Linked DNA regions of Homo sapiens: region 1 is linked to region 2. A link is a contact called in ENCODE Hi-C or POLR2A ChIA-PET data. All regions are on one chromosome and are shown on one strand. The core of a region is the stretch at or near the end of the contact, and the rest is flanking DNA. Distances in the headings are between cores, read along the strand shown.

Evidence for each region. Hi-C counts contacts between places; a loop is a spot of excess contacts on that map. ChIA-PET counts read pairs that join two places held with the same protein, here RNA polymerase II (POLR2A).
Region 1: a map of endothelial cell of umbilical vein shows a loop between it and region 2 (10-fold over the local background). The contact joins two enhancer-like sites. A Hi-C loop is called at or near these places in 2 of 168 maps with a recorded cell type or tissue (cardiac septum and endothelial cell of umbilical vein). POLR2A ChIA-PET finds 5 or more read pairs at or near these places in 1 of 52 experiments (Caco-2).

The regions. Positions count from the first base shown.
Region 1 is chr4:139,973,686-139,977,821 of GRCh38, forward strand. The region is part of intron 1 of MAML3 (mastermind like transcriptional coactivator 3); the gene reads right to left. Among named protein-coding and RNA genes, the nearest start is that of MAML3-AS1, 150 kb to the right of the region's middle. Within about 2 kb of position 2,471, at least 10 of the 41 ENCODE cell types and tissues checked have a DNase peak (open chromatin) inside an H3K27ac peak, as active enhancers do; they include endothelial cell of umbilical vein, where a contact is called at or near this core.
Region 2 is chr4:139,814,124-139,818,303 of GRCh38, forward strand. All of the region lies in intron 2 of MAML3 (mastermind like transcriptional coactivator 3), which reads right to left. Among named protein-coding and RNA genes, the nearest start is that of MGST2, 150 kb to the left of the region's middle. RefSeq lists enhancers at 1,630-2,199, 2,200-2,767. Within about 2 kb of position 2,053, at least 16 of the 41 ENCODE cell types and tissues checked have a DNase peak (open chromatin) inside an H3K27ac peak, as active enhancers do; they include endothelial cell of umbilical vein, where a contact is called at or near this core.

The DNA of each region.
Region 1 (4,136 bases), core at 1,221-3,720, 160 kb after region 2:
GTTCACACCTGTAATCAAAACCACTTATTCTCCAAAAAACAAAAACAAAAACCAGCTCAGAGGATGGGATGCTGCCACAATTGTCTCTCCCTTGGAGACAAAGAATGGTCAAAAACCACTTGCTTTGATAAATCTTGCTGAAGCAACAAAAATAGCTGTGTCATGCAGAGATGATAGAATTACCTTTCACCATTACATCAGAACAAAAACCTCCAAGAAAGGCAAAATTTCTCATTCTCCCATCTAACTACATTCACAGGCAAATCCCTAAAATTCAAGCCAAATTACATACAAGTATTTTACATAGCTTTTTGCATTTAGAACATCTGTTAATTCAAAATGTGGTTGATGAATTAACGGCCTACAACGTTCCTTTAAAACCAAACCACCTAAAAATCAATTTATTCTTACATTTAATAGTTTTTTTTTTTTTTTTTTGAGACAGAGTCTCGCTCTATCACCCAGGCTGGAGTGCAGTGGCGCTATCTCGGCTCACTGCAAGCTCCGCCTCCCGGGTTCACACCATTCTCTTGCCTCAGCCTCCCGAGTAGCTGGGATTACAGGCGCCCACCACCACGCCCAGCTAATTTTTTGTATTTTTAGCAGAGACAGGGTTTCACAGTGTTAGCCAGGATGGTCTCGATCTCCTGACCTTGTGATCTGCCCGTCTCGGCCTCCCAAACTGCTGGGATTACAGGTGTAAGCCACCGCGCCCGGCCATTTAATTGAACTTAGTAAGTGTCTGTTACATGAGTACTATGTTAACCACTATTATAGGAGATTTTGGAGAAGTATAAGGCATGTTATCATTCCTTAATGTACTTATAATTTCATTGAGAAAGGCAGTGTACACATTAAACAGCTAGTTGAGCGAATTTGGCAATATCCTAAACATTGCTGGGCTTCTATTTCCTCACTGGTAAAATGAAGGAGTCAGAAGAGATGATTCCCGAGACTCTTCTAGGTCTCAAGTTCTATAAACCTTTCAATGCCTACGTAGAAAACAATCCAAGATAATATATGGTGAAGTCCAGATAATATATGGTCAAGTCCATATATTATATTGTATTTATTGATAAATAATCAATACGATAGGAGGTCAGAGAAGAGAGAGATCAATTTTGAGGTGGCAAAGGTTTTCTGGAAAAAGAAACTTCAGCTTGGACTTGAAGGACGGGTAGAATGTGAAAGGGGCAGGAGGTGGTCACTGTTTACTAAGAGTGCAGAGGGCTTGTGCAGGGTGACTGGAAAAATTCTTGATTAGGGACAGGGAAGATGAGTTTGTATTTGTCTCTGTGGATAAAGGGATTATATGTTGTCAAGTGGTGGATTTAAGTAGGGGAAGTGATATGACGACTTGGTGACATGATCCTATTAACCTGCAAGTCAGATCACACCATTCTCTTCTCAGAGCCATCCAGCAGCATCCCATCTCTCTCAGATAAAAGCCAAAGTCCTTGCAAGGGCTTGCAAGGCTTTGCAGCATCTGCTTCTTCCACCCCTATCAACTGTCGCCTTATGTCCTCCTCTCCCACACCAGCCTCCTCAGAGTCTTCCTCATATACCAGGCACACTTCAAGCATTTTCACATGCGTTTCCTCTGCCTAGACTGCTCTTTCCTCAGGTATCTCCATGTTTGGCTACTCCTTCATGTAATTGCTCAAATGTCACTTTTCAGTGAAGCCTTCCCTATCACCGTATCTAAAATTGCAGCCTACCCTTTCCATACACACAGGCTCACACATGAACACGCGTGCAGGCATGCACACACACACACCCCATATACCTCCTTATCTCCCTTCCCTGCTCTACTTTTTTCATTACATCTACCATATTCTACCATGTGATATGATTTATTTACTTTCTAAAATGTCTCTATCCACTGCCCTCCTCCCTTAGGTAGTATAAACTCCATGAGGAAAGGGGGTTTTGTCTGCTTTATTCACTGCTGTATGTCTCAAGCCTAGAACAGTGTCTGGCCTAGAATAGGGGCCCAGGAACTATTTGTCCAGTGAATGAAGGCATGAATATAATGAAAAAGGTGTGAAGTCATTAACCTCACAGATTGAACTGCAAAGTGGAGGGCCTAGAGGTTATGAAAACTTGGACTAAAGGAAGGCAATGGGAAGAAAAAAGGAGCTGACTAGGAGAGACTTCATCAAGAAATAACAACCAGGGGCTGTTAACTATCTCAGTGTTCAGGCCTGGATTAAAGGAAATATATTCACCATGGGAATTAGGAGAATGTTAGGGGCAAAAGAGGAACTGAAAATGTACTGAAAATAAAATGATGCATAGTTTTATAAACAAATATCAGTCAGATTTAACTTCAGTTGTTTCCAAACATAATTGATTGCTATTTTCTTCCTGCTTACATTTCTGAGAATGGCTAAAAGGAAACTAAAAAAGAAGGAAGTGGGAAATGTGTAACGTGCCATACTTTCCTTTTAAGGCAACTTCAGCCTGAATGCTGGGCAAAGCCTCCCACATTTCACAATTTGTTCTCTATCAGCTCTCAGGAACACAAAATACAGGAAAGACAGATCCTGTTCTTCTGGTTTTTTTTCTTTTCTTCTTCTTCTCTTCATTATGTTTTCTCCTCCCCCAAAAACAGTAATCAGAGCAGATGACAAGAAATCTTTTTAACATCAGCCTTGGTGTAATAAGCATCTTGGAAATGGAAAAAGCAAGAGGGGATGTGATGAAGTCTTTACCAGTCTGTGCAGATGTTAAGACTTTACTAGAGCCACAGCAAGAAAGTACTATTTATGTCAGGTTAATATCTTATTCATACATTTCTTTAGAAATTATGAAGGCATAGTACATTAACATCCAGTCATCCAATATTACTTAGAATCATAGGTGATACCTTCAGGAAAAAAAAGGTGGATGATCTTATTTCCTGATTGAAGAAATCTCAAGTACAGTTGAGAAGCCATATGTGGTTAGTATGTACTTAAGATATGAGCTTTAAAAGCAAGTCCTACATTTCTGCAAATTCAAATTTTACTATTACCTCTTTTAAAATTCAGTGTTTTTTAGAGGCATTTGCTTAATTAAGTTTGATTCTATACTTATTTTTCTGCCTTTTAAATACATACCCTAAATTAAAACTAAATCAGTGGTTCTCAACTAGGGTGATTTTTTTTTCCCTCCAGGGCACATCTGGCAATGTCTGGAGATAGTTTTCACGACTGTGGGGAGAAGAGGGTGTCACATCCATTAAACAGAGGCCCAGGTACTATGGTCTGAATGGCTGTATTCCCCCAAAATTCATATGTTAAAACCTGATCATCAATGTGCCATATTAGAAGGTGGGGCTTTTAGGAAGGGAATCAGGTCGTAAGGGCAGAGCCTCATGAATGGGATTTGCCCTTATAAGAGTTCCTGGTGAGCTGCTTCGGCCCTTCCACCAGGAGACATGCAGCAAGAAGGCACCATCTATGAACCAGGAAACAGGCCCTCACCAGACACTGAATCTTGATCTTCAACTTCTCAGCCTGCAGAACTGTGAGAAATAAATTTCTGTTGTTTATAAACCACCCAGTTAATGGTATCTTGTCATAGCAGCCCAAATGGACTAGGGATGCTGCTGAACATCCCAGAGTACGCAGGACGGCCCCCGCCACAGAGAAGAATCTAATTTAAAATGCTGATAGTGCCGAGGGTGAGAAACTCTGGCCTAAATCATCTCTGATAGAGATCCCCAAATTATGATAAAGCAATAACCATTTTAGTCCAAGTGTGTCCTTCACATAAGACTAAGGAGTGGAAGAGTGGAGCTCTGCAAATTGCATTGTTTAAAAATGCAGTCAGACCCTACTTTGGAACATTCTGCCCTTACTGGTAATACTAATTATGAACATATAGATTAAGTCTCCAGATAAGAATTAAAAGGATGTTCTGGCCAGGCGCGGTAGCTCACGCCTGTAATCCCAGCACCTTGGGAGGCCGAGGCGGTTGGATCACCTGAGGTCATGAGTTCGAGACCAGCCCAGCCAACATGGTGAAACCCCGTCTCTACTAAAAATACAAAAATCAGCTGGGTGTGGTGGCATGTGCCTGTAATCCAAGCTACTCAGGAGGCTGAGGCAGGAGAATTGCTGGAACCCAGGAGGCAGATGCTGCAGTGAGCC
Region 2 (4,180 bases), core at 803-3,302:
CTGAGAGGCAGAAAGAGAACTGTGGGTAGGTCTCCCTGTTCCATGGTAGAAAGTCGATAAGTAGTATCTAAAACATAATAATCAAGAGATAACTGCAGAAACACGTTATTTAGAAGTACAGATTCATACTAGAAGAAGTAGCTAAAAATTTGTAAAGCTTTGGAGAGCAGAAATCAGGATGGCGATGATGCTTCCTATCATATAAGGCTTATGCCTTACAGAACTCTGTGATCTCAAGTTATGTAACTACTAGCTGGCTAAAGATACTGACTAAAAAACAAAACAGCCAACTAGTTATCCCTGAACACCTAATCAGACTGAAGGTGACTCGAGTGTGTTTAATTCCCTCAGGCTTTGGAAGCCATCCCGAGAGGGTTTCCTGTCACGGGGGACGATTTCAAAACTCCCAGCACTGCTTCCCACAGATCTGTGCCCAAGCTTCTCTTGATTTGTGGCTGCTGTGTAGATATGAACGAACTGTAATGAACTGTGTGGTTCAGATACTTTTTGGTACAGCTACGATAGCTGAAAGGTGGGTAACACCCTCCCCCCACCACCAAGACTTGGTAGGCAATGCTGATAATGTAGTTTCTGGGGCACACAGTGGCTGGGAGTTTTCTGGGGACCTTCCAAATCCTACCTGCATCTGAGCTTTGTGACCCTCCCTTTGGATTCTTGCCAAAATAGTCCAGCAACTGCTCTTCCTTCCCACACCCAGTAAAGAGCGTAGGGCTGGAGGAACCTGGGCAACGGAAGACAAAGGGAATTTTCTACAGAGAGTTTTATATGCTATTTCCATGGCTGTGCTATAGAAATGAAAGAGTATCATTAGGGTTTAGAGTCTAATGAGGCAGCATTAGATAGGCCAAGGAAAAGTCACTCTATGTAAAATATAATTATCTGGAGAAGAAAAGTGAGTGTACTTGGATTTAGACCACATGAGAGCCAAAACCTAATTTTGATGAGAAACTAAAATTCTGGCTATGCAAAAGGCAGACTAGGAAGCTAGAAAGCCCGACTTATGAATAAAAGACAAATAGGTCTGTTCTGGAACTTGGTGTCCACTTAGTATCCATAACATGGATGGTTTGTAAATTCAGGAATAAGGGAAGGTAAGATCCTGAAGTGTACTGTGCTTGCTAAAAGAAACTGTTTTCAGGAATGAATCATTTCTCTTACAACAGGTAAATATGGCCTGCTGAATAATAATAGCCCACATTCATTCAGAGCTTATTATGTGCTAGGCACTTTAAAGTGCTTTATAAATACTAGCTTATTTAATCCTTAAAACAATTTTATGAGATATGGACTATGACATTTGCGTGAGAGGTAAAAGTTTCTATTTTATAAAAGAAAAGACACAAAGAAATTAAGTAATTTGCTCAAGATTACAGATAATAACTGGCAGAAAGGAATTCAAATCTGGGCTCCAAAAGCCCAGGTTCTTAATAGATCTATCTCCATCAATTATAAAATTAATACAATGATCAGTATGCAGAGGCCTAGGCAGAATAAGATATTCTGCATTCATGGTGCATTTTTTAAAGGTACTACTACTACTACTTTGTGTTTAGTATATACTTCAGATTCCAGTTCAGGTTTCCAGAACTCAACTGGGACAAAGTTAAAAGTTTTAGTTCAAAACTGAAGTTTCCTCTGAAGACGAGTTTCAGAAATCAGATCCTGGCTCCCTGCCTTGCCTACAATTCATCTTAGACCTCAGGAGATAAACACCAGCTTGAGCAGTAACACAGCAACAATACGGACGACGATGAGCATAATAAATAATACTTCTAACGCTTGAACCCTTGTGCTACCAGGAAAAAAAATAAAACACTCATTGTGTCGAATGGTAGAAATATCACATCTGTGCATATATTCACCCCAGCTCCAATATAATTCTAAGACTGCCAAGCTCTGAGACCTAGAAATGGTGAGTCAGTCAGGAGGGGAGGAAGAGAGGGGAGTGCGAAGATAAAAATAGAGATGTTGATTGCATTGTTACTAATTCAGTTTAGCTCCAACAGCCCAGCGTGGTGAGTCAACAGCAGTGACAAGACACAAAGAAGAAAGAAGCACCGTGCTCTGAGGGGCTGAGCGGAGGGGATGCAGACGGTCACATCAGTAACTTCATGCCAAAATGAAACCCGCAGCATCGAGGCTGTGGTGTGAGTTCAAAAACAAACAAGTGAAAGTGCCGAGGGATAAAATGGGCTGAAATCGATGAGCAGCAGTGCGGCCGACCCTCTGGTAAAAAGCTGCCTTTTGTAAGAATCCCCTGATTGTGGGGGATGGGGCCTGCAGATCGTGAGCTTAGAGGCCAACTTACACCATTCGAACAGAGTATTGTTTTCTCTGGGGTATAAGGCTTACTGTGATTCCAGACGTGTCGCCATGGCAGCGGTGGGGGAGGGAGAGAGGAAAGGAGGAACAGACGGGGGTCACCAAGGTCCTAATTCTCATGCAAGGGCCCCCACGGCTCAGCCCTGTCTCCCTGAGAAGTCCAGTGTTGTGCTGCATCTTCTTTCAAGACACCACTGATGTCAATCCAGTTCAATTTAATAGATCTCGAGTGCCTACTAAGTGTAGGTCTTTCACTTCTAATTAACATTAGCATCTGTTAAAATACCTAACCTCTGCTTGGTTCTAGAAAACTAAAAGGGAGAAAAAGACCTAGATTCCACGCTCTCAACATTTATCTTGTCCTATTCCCAGACTGTGTGGCTATACAGGTTAAAGATACATAGCCACACGGAGGGAATATAATGAATGGATGTATGTGAATGTGCTAGTCATTCCTAAATGCTAACTTTATATTACAATTAGAAAGAATGAGAGTCCTTTTGCATTCTTAGAGTCTACTGTGATGGTCTTCCTCCTTCTAGTTTGTCGCCTGTGTACAACACAGGCTAGGTGCTAGGCGACCCTTCTGAAACATACCTCTGCCATGATGTCACTCTGACTACCTTCAATGGTGATCCAACACCATTAGCTTGGAAATCAAGATCTGCCATAGCTGGTTCTGATCCTATCTACCAGTCTTCCTCTTCTGTTGTTCAAATGCTTCTATGTACTTAGAAGGGTGTAATAGGTAGAGTGAATGGATGGATGGATGGATGAATCATAAAACAGACAAACAAACATCAAAAAACTCACTTCCATCTCCATTTGTTGGCTCAGGGGTCACCATATCTCCCCTTCGAGAATAATTTTTTTTCCGTGGCTTTCATCCATGCAAATTCTGCCAGGGTCTAGGTTATACCTCAAAATCCATATGATCCAAATGAAACCCATGACCTCCACCTTCTGTATGTCAGTGACTGGGACCACTGTCGTCAATCTGGTTTCATAAGCCAGAAACCTAGGTTCCATCCCCATTTCCAAATATTGCCAAAGCCCTTTCACTGTCACCTCCTCCATATATATCACCTCCCTCTGTTTACATGTCCTATCCCTCCATTCAGTGATTTTTCAGATCAGAGGACTGAAGTCACCTCCAAATGAATCTCTTCACATCTACTCCCCTCCATCAGTTTTCTATGCCGGGTTAGGGGGATGCTTTAAAATGATCCTATCACACTCCTCCTTGAAACTCTTCAGTGACTTTCCACAGCTCTCAGGAGAGTGGGCAGAATCTTACCACCAACGCTGAAGCCATCTGACCAGTATGTCTTCCAGCTTTGCCCCACCCCACTTTCCTCTGGCTCTCTGCACTGGCCTCCTGGCAGCTCCACCTGCTCACTGTGTTCCTCCCAGCCTTGGGGACTCACTTACTGCTTCTTGTAGTTATGACTTCTTGTAGCTGGAATGCTCTGCCTCAGCACCATCCCCAGCTCATCTCATCTGCTGGTATAGTGGTTTTCAAACTTGAGGGTCTATCACAATTGCCTGGTGGGTTTGTTAAAATGCCACAATACTGGGCACCACTCCTGAGAATTTCTGATACTGTAGGCCTGAGGTGGGACCTGATCATTTACAATTCTAACAAGTCCCCAGGTGATGCTGATCCTGCTAGTCCTAGAACCACGCTTGGAGAATCACTGCCCCGGCTACCGTCTATTGGTTTTCCGGATCTCTGAGAAACCTTCCTTGACTGGCACCTCCCTCACTAGGCTAGCTTAGACATGCTCATGGCTGTCTACACATTTCCTTCACAGCACCTGTCCTCATCATGGGCTGT